Linked DNA regions of Homo sapiens: region 2 is linked to region 1. A link is a contact called in ENCODE Hi-C or POLR2A ChIA-PET data. All regions are on one chromosome and are shown on one strand. Each heading gives the region's core, a stretch centred on a gene start or an enhancer-like site at or near the end of the contact. The rest is flanking DNA. Distances are from core to core; before and after follow the strand shown.

Evidence for each region. A loop is a pair of places that touch in the nucleus more often than their neighbours do. ChIA-PET counts read pairs that join two places held with the same protein, here RNA polymerase II (POLR2A). Pooled maps may share reads with other maps.
Region 2: a loop to region 1 is called in a map of ectodermal cell, with 4 times the contacts of the local background. The contact joins the promoter of LINC02219 here to the enhancer-like site in region 1. A Hi-C loop is called at or near these places in 2 of 168 maps with a recorded cell type or tissue (ectodermal cell and heart left ventricle), 10 of 37 single-sample maps with no recorded cell type and 5 of 50 pooled maps. POLR2A ChIA-PET finds 5 or more read pairs at or near these places in 5 of 52 experiments (AG04449, H1, MCF 10A and 2 more).

The regions. Positions count from the first base shown.
Region 1 is chr5:68,131,775-68,137,465 of GRCh38, reverse strand. No RefSeq gene overlaps it. Among named protein-coding and RNA genes, the nearest start is that of LINC02219, 55 kb to the left of the region's middle. Within about 2 kb of position 2,930, at least 2 of the 41 ENCODE cell types and tissues checked have a DNase peak (open chromatin) inside an H3K27ac peak, as active enhancers do.
Region 2 is chr5:68,186,566-68,192,256 of GRCh38, reverse strand. LINC02219 (long intergenic non-protein coding RNA 2219) reads right to left here and starts at 2,381. Exons shown (of 3, transcript NR_105003.1): 1 at 2,266-2,381. RefSeq lists enhancers at 3,971-4,514, 4,515-5,058.

The DNA.
Region 1 (5,691 bases), core at 1,681-4,180:
ATTTATTTACTTATAAAATAATTCAAGTATCTCCTCTCATAAGAAAAAGATACACAGTAGATTAATCAATCTTTTTATTTTTTTTTTTGAGACAAGATCTCAGTGTTGCCCAGGCTGGAGTGCAGTGGCATGATCACAGTTCACTGCACTGTCTTCACTTCCCGGGTTCAAGGGATCCTTCCACCTCAGCCTCCTGAGCAGCTAGGACCACAGGCATGTGCCACAATACCCGGCTAATTTTTATATTTTTTTGTAGAGACAGGGTTTCACCATGTTGTCCAGGCTGGTCTCGAGCTCCTGAGCTCAAGTGATCCACCTGCCTTGGCCTCCCAAAGTGTTGGGATTACAGGCTTGAGCCACTACGCCAGGACCATGGTAGGTTAATCTTAAAACAAACAAAAAAAGCATTGTCTGAGCTTGACTCTGTGAGCAGTACTGAAGATGCTTAGAAGAGTCTGTGCTCCTGTTAATACTGATCGTCATTGCTTCCCAATGTCTAGTTAGTTAGAAGCAGAATCTGTGCAAGGTGGGGAGTCATCTTTCTAATCTTGGACTCATTGGCATTTATTAAGTTCTGAGCCCTGTACTGGAGGGGTGGGGGGAGTCTAGAAGCTATAGGAGATCTTATCTGTCTTCAGCAGCATCCACACCTGCTCTCTTTACCATCCGGAACCCTCCAAATATGCAAGTGGGCTAAAGCTGCACATGTAGAAATCATTATGTGAACGCTTGAGCATTAATATAAGTACTTATCAAAACAGCACGGCTGGGCCTGGTGGCTCATGCTTGTAATCCCAGCACTTTGGGAGGCTGAGGCTGGTGGATTGCTTGAACCCAGGAGTTCAAGACCAGCCTGGGCAACATAGGGAGATCATGTCTCTACAACAATACAAAAATGAGCTAGGTGTGGTGGCTCATGCTTTTTGTCCCAGCTACTCAGGAGGTTGAGGTGGGAGAATCACTTGAGCTTGAGAGGCAGATGTTGCAGTGAACTGAGATCGTGCCATTGCACTCCAGCCTGGATGATAGAGCAGGACTCTGTCTCAAAAAAATAAATAAATAAATAAAGTATATGAACATCTAAGGATGCATTAGAACCATTTGCAAACTTAATTCCATGAACGAAGTTTTACTGAACAATAGCTTTGTGTAGGCAGCTGTGCTCAGAACCATAATAGGATGCACAGATGATAAGTCATAGATCTCCCTTCAATGAATCCATAGCCCGGAAGAGCAGATTTTTAAATCCCCAAAATATTAAGAAATTAAGATCCCTCAACTACCTAATTCACATAGTTTTGGGCACTTCCTATATCCAGTGATGACTTTCATATTTTGTTGATCTCGCTGGCTCTCTTCCTATTTTATTTGTTTTCTTCCTTGCTCCACAAGTTTTGGAAATGGCTTATAACAAGAAGGCATGCCATAAAATAATGATACAATATTACAAGAAAAAAGAAAGCATTGTCATCATTATAGGTGTCTTCAAATCCTGCTGGTCCACTTTTTCAACAAACTAGCCTCAAGATTCTGGCATCTTCAACAGTTTATGTTCTCTCTGCCTCAGTTACCCATTCTCCTTGATAGATCCAACCTTGGTCTTACCAAGAGGAGCTCCACCTCCTCTAATATCTTAAGCTCTCCTTTATCAATTGTTAACCAACTTTCTATCCTTTCTGTTCTCTGCCTCTCATGACCCCAGTGTTTGTTATTCAACCTCATTCTATTTCAATACACCAGCCCTTTAAATGCTCCTTTCCCTTCCCATTGAATATCCTCACCTGTGGCTTGTTTCCTTCCTTATCCAAACTAAATATGGGCTGTGTCTCTTGAACCACTGTCTTTCTGCTGCACCTGTCTCTCCAATTTCCACAAGTGGATCATCCTGATTCTCTGCTGTCTCTTACTTTGGTATGTCACTCCACTACTTATTGCTGCCCCTGTACATTCAGGGTCTCCAAACCCAGACTGGTCCTCAGAGTGCTCTGTGTCCTTTAAAAAATTGCCTTTTTCAGATCCCCTCTCCTTCTCTACCGGGGCCAGACTTTCACTACTCTCTTCAAGCTACCCTCCCCATCTCCTCTGCACCTTATTTCATAGAAAAAATTAAAGCCGTCATGTATGATATCCCCGAAACCCAAGGATTCCTTCTTATGAAATATCTGCCTTCTCACTATCCCTACCTCCACACCTTCAGCTGCAGTAGAAAAGGTGTTCCTTCCCTGAATAAAGTTTATTCTTCTGGGTTGCTGAAGCAGTTTTCATGAGGAAAAGGGAGGTTTCCACGTGTCAGCTGGAATCCATGCTTCTGCATCCTCTCCCTTTAAGGTCATTGCTTGGGTAACTATTTCCTAATATCTACCCTTATAATTGGATCTCACTGTTAAATCTAGGCGCTCCTTCATGGGCTCATTATTTAAAAATCTGGGGGCAAGTGGTAAGATTTGTATGATGAGATACAAATGTGCTAATTTCTTGACTACCTTATTCCATATTCTATTTTGGATTCTGCATTGCTAACGTACCCAGGACTTACACTTTTTATTTAATTTCTTTTTTCGGTTTCCTGTTAGTTCTTATCAAACTAGGATTTAAGAGAACAAGGTTCACATTTACCCATACATGGAACAATCAGGGCCAATATCAACAATCTGTTGACAGGAGAACAGGAGAGAAGGTGCTCATAAAAGTTAATAAAAACGGAGCTTCAGATGATCCTCAACAAAGGAAAATGATCTGCAGAAACAGGAAGCTCTTCATTCCAAATCAATTTATTTTGACAATATTAGATTATATATACAAACTGGCCTGACTCAGGGTTTTTTCATATACTTGCTAAGTCTTCCGTAGAGGAATGGCCTTTGGGGAAAAAGCACCCTGAGTCAAGCTAGCCTAGGTAAAGCCCCACCCGGCTCAGTGCCAAGCCTGGCATTCAGCACTCTGAAGATGATTACCCAAGCCATCAGGTACACAGAATTTCTGTCATTCAAATGATGATCACTAAGCCAAACTTCTGAACCATCTCAGGGAGAAAGATGTAACTCTAAGTTTACTAAGCTGGCGCCACCAGCACTTTTGTGGTGGATACACGATTGCTCAGCAGGGGTCCTGCCTCCCTTCACCAAGATGCTTCTGCATAGCTGCAGACCTTGCTCGTGCTCAGCCAGAAAGAACTGAAGCCTTGGGAAAGAGGAGTTTAACACAGAATCCATGTCGTGGGCATTTGCGAAATCTCCTGCGAGACACTCCCGCAGACAGAAGCAGTGTAGTGTGATTCATGTTAGGGAGTCAGGCAATCCTGGGTTTGAATCAAACTTCAGATCGTTCTTTAAGTTTTGGTTTTCTTATCTGTAAACTGGGGATAATAGCAATATTTGCCTTAAGAAGTTGCTTTAAGGGTTAATTATAAAGCCCTCAGCTTTATAGATAACACTCAATGTTTAGTGTATTGTTAGTATTTCTGTCTTTACATCTAAGACTCCACTCAGCCTTATTTTGGAAAGAATCTTTGCCATTGGAAAACACATTCAAGGATCATGCAGTGTATGAGAGGGTAAGAGGAAACCAGAGCTGCTGGTTGAATGTACTGGCTTGAAATTAGCAGGCCTTGTTCCCTTCATCCCAGACATAACAGGAGCAGCCAGTTCTCTGTGGTAGGAAAATCTGAGGACTCCCTGGACTGGGTTACCCACAGCAGAGCTGGGTTCACTGGAGAGGCCACAGCTAAGGATGGACTCTAGTTGGGGAGGGCAAAGCTGGACTGGGGGTGGTGGGGAACAACCAAGAATCTAGAAAGAATTTAGGATTAAACAAAGTGTGTCTTAATTTGAATGAAAAAGGCAGATTATGAGTCAAAATATGCCCCATCCACCGAATAAAGTGCCTTTACTCTCAGCACCCTCTGCTGCTGCATGAGTTAGCCCTGCAAATATACAGATATCTGTATCTATAAACATAGCTACGTCTATATTTATAAATGTAATTATATCTGTAAATACATCTATATCTATAGCTATAATCTATTATGTAGATCTAGGTCTATACACATCTGTCTAGATCTTTATAAGAAAAACAAACTCTATACAACAAAGAGTTTACATTGGATATCTTTGGGTGTATAGGATTATGGATGTTAAGAAATTTATTTTTGCTGTCTGTGTTTTCTGATGAGTATATCCCCATTTGTAACAAAATAAGACAATAATAGAACATTAATTTTGAAAAAGACATTGGGGCCGGGCACGGTGGCTCACCCCTGTAATCCTAGTACTTTGGGAGGCTGAGTCCAGCAGATCACTTGAGGTCAGGAGTTTGAGACCAGCCTGGCCAACATGGTGAAACCTCGTCTCTACTAAAAATACAAAAATTAGCTGGGTGTGGTGGTGCATGCCTGTAATGCCAGTTACTGGGGAGGCTGAGGCAGGGGAATCACTTGAGCCTGGGAGGTGGAGGTTGCAGTGAGCCAAGACTGTGCCACTGCACTCCAGTCTGGGTGACAGAGCGAGACTCTGTCTCAAAATAAATAAACAAATGAATAAAAATGAAAAAGACATTGGAAGGAAGGAAAACAAAATTGGGGTAATTCCAGCCTTGGTCAACTTCCTTTTGTCTCTCAAGAGAGGGAGAACTGGGAAGACGAGGGAAGGGAGGTGCTGTCAGTGAGGAGGGTGAGATTGGTTTAGACTTGGTCTATAGTCTAAACCAATTCCTTAAGATGGCTTAAGGAAAGCCCCTTCAATCTGCTCATGGATTCAGTTCTTAGCTTTTTTCCATGGCATTTTATTTCCGGGTTAATCCAGTTCATTATTAAAGTAAAACCAAGAGTGTTTTGGTTGGGCCACTTTGTTCACCTCACCAACCCCACCTCCATACCTTCAGCTGCAGTGGTGCAGTAAAGTAATTCATTCATGTGGTTCCTCTAACTCTCAATAAGTAAAGATAGTGGATTTTAAATAAGGTCTTTCAAAAAGAAATTAAGTATAGGACACCCAAGAAACAAACTTATTTTAATTTCTCAAATGTACTGTCCACACAGGTAAAGTCACTAGCATCCTGATAGTCAATTTTTAGGCTGTGTGTCTCCTGGGTTTCTCAGGTTAATATTTTGGTCAGGATTCAAATCTAGAAGGCATGGAAGCTTTATTATGGGAAGGTGGATGAATAGATACAGATCTAGAAATAAATAAATTTTTCTTTCACTTTGATGTGTTGCGTAGAATCCTTGACTCTGATTATGAAAATGTTTGAGGCTCACACTGGAGACAGGACCAGCAGCAGATGTGATGAAAGAGCAGAAAGCCAAGGGCTTCACTATTCTTCTTGTCCTTGGGTCTCCATCTGAAGCAATCTTCCTCCAGCTCCAATACAATTCTCCCTACCAGAGCATGACCTTGCTTTCCATACCCTTACATTTAGCCCCAGTGGACATTTACACTTTGCTATCTCACTGGCACCTCAGATTCAAAACAACTGAAACTGGAATGTTTGGAAAGATCTGTATGGAATTCTTTATCTTTGCATACAGATCTGCTTTCCCTCTCATATTTCTTGCAATGAGCAATGGCATTACCATACATCCACAAATTGGGATCATTGAAGTCACTTTTGATCCCCTCCTTATTGTGTTCTCTATGTCCAGTCAGCACATTGAAGATTGCAAATTTCAGTACAGTTTTTACCTCTTTCTCCATC
Region 2 (5,691 bases), core at 1,132-3,631, 55 kb before region 1:
GGTGACAGGCGTCTTGTAATCCCAGCTACTTAGGAGGCTGAGGCAGGAGAATCGCTTAAACCTGGGAGACAGAGGTTGCAGTGAGCTTAGATCACGCCACTGCACTCCAGCCTGGGCAACAGAGTGAGACCCTGTCTCAAAAAAAAAAAAAAAAAGAAAGAAAAAAAGATAAGTCATCCAGAATCAAAGTTAATACAGAAACATTTATATTTAATTATTTTCCCCAATGGTTATAGACTATGCTCAAGAAGAGAAAGATAACAATGGTGTAATTGACCTAAGAACCTCGTAAACTGGATCATGCAATGTTTTAAATGACTTTTTTTTTAAGTATAACCTTGAAAAGCAGCTTAAGTTTCTTCAAACTAGAAATATATTCATGGAACATAAGTATTCTGAAAAAACAATATTCAATTTAAGAAAAATAAAACAAAGATGACCCTTTAAATTACAGCTACAGTTGTCTTATTTCACATTATCAGTGCTTTTCAGAACAACTGAATTTTTTGTTTTTGTTTGAAAAAAAAAAGTTATCCTGAGACTTTATTTACTCTAACCACAGTGAAACACATTCTGGTCTGGTGATCAGAGGAAAAATACAGGAAGATAAGCATAGACTCCTGCCTCCCACCCCTCCAGCCAGATTGTGTGGCACATGCTCCTCCCATGTTAAATTCATAGAGATTTTCAATACTATAAGAATTCAAGTACTCTGTTCAATTAAAGGGTGGAGCATGATCCATTTCCCAAGAATAGTAGCTTCATGACTCTATGGACAGAGCGCTTGTCTAAAGATGCAGGCTCTAGTCACTGCAGAAAATGCACTCTAACAGGTGACAATTTGAGGGCCTACCTGAGAAAGCAGCTAAAATTGCCTCTTTATTTTGGTTTCTCTGTTTGCTAAGTTGTAATTACAGCCCTGACCAACCTTAAGAGTCACTGTGACCCCCTCAGGGCTGAGTTTGCACAAAGTCTCCCTCCCATAGTACAAGGGGAGCTGCTTAGGGGGCAGGAGGCAGGGAGAGGTCCATTCCCCATGGTAGGGCTTGGGGGATGTAGTTGCCCCCTCCCTCTCCCTGTCTCTTGTTGTTCAAAAAAATGATCTTAAACTACAAAAAAAAAAAAAAAAAAAAAAAAAAAAGAAAGAAGGAAAGAAAGAAAGAAAGGAAGAAAGAAAGAAAAAGAAGTCAAAGTCACTGTGTAGGTTGGGAAGGCTGCAAACTGGTTAAGAAAAATCAGTGTGGGAATTAAAAATACTAAATTAGCTTTGCAAATATGATACTTTTCAAAATTAAGTAAACCTGCTTTTTTTAAAAAAGGTTAATCTTTAACATTTGCATTCATCATGGCCACATGTGCTCGCGCTGCTGCCTGCCTTTTGCCATCTTAATTGCAATATTCACATATAAGTAGGGTAAGTGAATGTGTGTGGGTGGAGGGTTGGGGGATGGGCTCAAGCAAATAAACATAAAACTCACTCAAGGTCCTTTTGGGCTTGACATTAATGAATGGAACAAGTGGGGAGATACTATTTTCATGACTGCACTAACTACGTGTGGTATGTAAAGTCCATATGAAAAAAAGACAAATAGGCCAGGCATGATGGCTCACGCCTGTAATACCAGCAGTTTGGGAGGCTGAGGCAGGTGGATCACCTGAGGTCAGCAGTTTGAGACCAGTTTGGCCAACATGGTGCCATCTCTACTAATAATACAAAAATTAGCTGGGACTGGTGGCAGGCACCTGTAATCCCAGCTACTCGGGAGGCTGAGGCAAGAGAATCACTTGAACCCAGGAGGAGGAGGTTGCAGTGAGCCGAGCTGGTGCCATTGCACTCCAGCCTGGGCAACAAGAGCGAAATTCCGTCTCAAAAAAAAAAAAAGAAAAGAAAAAAAAAAAGTCAAATTAGGTGTTATCTAGACAACAAACAAATTCATAGTTCAGTTTCTTTACATGGTGAGTCCTTTTTTTTTTGAAATATGCTTAAAATATCAAAGTTTGCCATATACCAAACTTTTTAAGGAATATCTCTTATTACAAAAACAAGGGCAAGTTTGTATCCAATAACATTGGTTCCCAAGCCTAGGAAAAACAGACATTTTAAAATACACTTGCCTTTTTTTAAAAAAATTAATCAAACTGTTAAAATTTCTCCCATTATGACTCCTTTTCCCCTATGTTTGTAAGGTCTTATTCTTCTCTACTTCGCTCCAAGTTCCCTTCCTCTCTGAGATCTTGGGATGTTCTTGTGAATCCTGGTCTTACCTTGGCTGGGCCCTCACTCACTTCACTCACTTCTCTGCATGCAATTCCAAAGCTATGCTGAAACTACTTGCTTATATCCTGTCTTCCCCATTAGACTGTGAACTCCAAGGGACCAAGGCCTGTGACTTATTTATTCATCTCTACGTTTCCATGTCCATTGTACAGCCCTGTGTGCAACAGGTGATCAAACAATGCCGAGTGTCCTGTCATTGGACCCTTCTGCTGTCACATCGTTAGCTGTGCATTTCTAATATGCAATATGTCTCTTCGCTTTAATCCTTGTGATTTTCCACTGGATTCTTTTGAGTTTTGATTCTGAGGTTCTTTTTTTTTTTTTTTTTTTTTTTATGAGACAAAATCTCGCTCTGTCACCCAGGCTGGAGTACACTGGCTCACTGCAACCTCCGCCTCCTGGCAATTCTCATGCCTCAGCCACCTGAGTAGCTGGGATTACAGGCACGCACCATCATGCCTGGTTAATTTTTGTATTTTTAGTGGAGAGGGGGTTTGGCCATTTTGGCCAGGCTGGTCTCAAACCCCTGGCCTCAAGTGATCCCCACCCCACCCCCTCTGCACCGCCTCCGCCTCCCAAAGTGCTGAGATTATGGGCGTGAGCCATCACATCCGGCCTGATTCTGAGGTTCTTAATTAAGAAACAGAAATCACGTCAGCTGATGTGAGGCTTACGGAAATTGGTGTGTTTGTGTGTGTGTGCATGTGTGTATGTGTGTTTATGTGTGGGTGTGGGTGGGTGGGCTGAGCATTGTCTCCCTTTCTCTTGCTTTGCTCCTAACTTCCACACCCCACCCTCACACTCTATTTTCATTCCTTCTGATTTCTCTTTTTGGAGCACATCTGAAGGTGAGAAAACTTCATTGTATTACTATATTTGTACTTGCCAAATACTATGCTGAATCCAGCTGCAATTCTTAAATGATTCTGAAGAAAGTGGTATATATCTAGTGCAAAATACATTTCCTTGTAATCTCTAACTATAAGCATCCTCTTCTAGTTTCTAAGTATGGCATGGTGTAAATAAAACTGTCTGAACTTTTTCTAGCATAAAGAAACATAGCCTAGAAATATTCCAAAGTCAGTACAAATCACCCTTTTAAGAATATCTAATGGCATGGGGAATGGTTACCAGAAGGAAAAAAAAAAAAAGCATGGTATAAAGCTAAGTAGGATTGAATTCCATTTAGGTATGTTCATTTTTTTCTCTTTCTTTCTGTGTGTGCACGTGTGTATGTAAAGATTGAAAGGTAATACATAAGAATATAAGCAAGTGCTAATTGAAATCATGGGACTTATAATTACTTTCTTCATTATACTTCTTTTCTGCATCTTCTCAATTTACCAAATTATGATGTACTTTTTAAAACAGAAAAACACACACACACACAAAACCCCTGAAAAATTCAAAAATGAAATAGAGTGCGACATTTAAAAGGAAATCTGTTTTATGTATTGTAGCCTGGGAAAAAGGGAGAGCAAAGGGACTTTTTTAAGTGTAATTTTTAAAATGAAACATTGTTTTGAAATTTGCAAGAGTAGAATAGTGTATTGAGCTTCCATTGGCTTAACCAATTAACCACACTGCCATCATCGTTTCGTTTATTTCCCCCTCCCCATTTTTCCTTCCAAGCAGTTTTGGGTTTTTTTGTTTGTTTGTTTTTAAGGATGCCAGTTATGCCTTAATTCGGTCGGATATATTTTATGTAACTCGGCTTTTTTTGTTTGTTTGTTTTCTTTCAGGATACTTTAGAGAGCCTCAAAGCTAACGTGAGACAGCATCTTGGTTCTGCAAGGACGTGTCCTTCAACCCAACGCCCCCCACCCCCACCCAACCCCAAGCAAATATCCTGTTGAAGTCTCCGTGAACAAACATCTATCAACAGAAAAGCGATATGGTATTTACTCAACTTTTCTTGTGTCCCTTGGGTCGGAGAACAGACTTCAGTGTCTAGGAGAAAGCCCGGCCTCGCCGGGCCTGGGCAGCCCAAGCTGCCCCATTGTGATTCAAGATTCGGGGTGTAAACAAATGCAGTGTTTAACAATCGCCAGTTTGCTTTTAATGTTTTATAGCCATGACTGGGGCTCAGGAAGAACACAGTAGTGTCTTCTTCACTGGAGCTGAAGTCGAGGCTTTATGTCGGATTTGGGCAAGCGGCACTGGCAGCTGCAAGCCCTCAATGGGCGCTTTCTAGTCGCAGAGCGGGCCGCCGCCGCGTTGCTGGGAGCCGGGGCCGGAGCAGCTCGGGAGGGAGCGCGGCGGGGGCAGGAGGAAGCAGGGCTGCCCATCCCGGGCCAGGCCCCCATCTCCCGTCTCCGTGACAGGTGCTGCGGAACAAGGAGAAAAGGGAGCCCTCCCCGCCCGCTCCCAAGCCCGGGCTCCGTGTCTGACACTAACTGTCGTGTTTTTTATTGCCTTTTTGTTTCAGGAATACAGGGCATTGGCAGGCAGAGATGTACCCTGTGGCTTGGGCTTTCTCTGCAAGGCCAGTGGGGATGAAACCAATAACAAAGACCCTGACTTTGCTTAATGACCAAGACTCACTTAGATAACAAACCGGCGCTGCTGTTGGCAGAGAGCCTTCTAGATGCTCAGTACAGTGTGGCCTGTTAAAGTGGGAAGGAGGACTTGAAGGAAAGAGCTGTTTAAGTCATATTTTCTTACAGCCAAAGGAGATTATCTTCTCTTGGTTTGGACGGATCATTATTTGTTACTGTTTATTATTAATCGTGATTTCCTGAGAACTTTTATGTTCCGGATACCGAATCACATACTTTATATTCACTCACTACAATCCTGCAAAACTTTGTTGTTGATTTTCTTTTTTTAATAAAAGAGAAAACTCGGCCGGGCGCGGTGACTCACGCCTGTAATCCCAGCACTTTGGGAGGCTGAGGCGGGTGGATCACCAGGTCAAGAGTTCAAGACCAGCCTGGCCAAGATGCTGAAACCCCGTCTCTACTAAAAATACAAAAAAAATAGCTGGGCGTGGTGGCGGGCGCCTGTAATCCCAGCCACTCGGGAGGCTGAGGCAGAGAATTGCTTGAACCCGGGAGGCAGAGGTTGCAGTGAGCCGAGATCACGCCACTGCACTCCAGCCTGGGTGACAGAGCGAGACTCGTCTAAAAAAAATAAAATAAAGTAAAATAAAATAAAAGAGAAAACTGAGTTTCACAGAGGTTAAGTAATTTGTCCAACGTTATTACACAGCTTATAAATAGTACACCCGAAATCCAATCTTGGTATGGCTATAAAATAACTTTTACTCTTTCCATGAGGAACGTATAGCTTATGCCTTATACATTTCAAATTGAAGGTGCCAGGTGGCTGTGGCTTAGAACAGGTGAGTTGGCCATGGGAAAACAAAGTAAATTAATAATTCACATACGCTATAATATCTGCTCTGAGTTTTT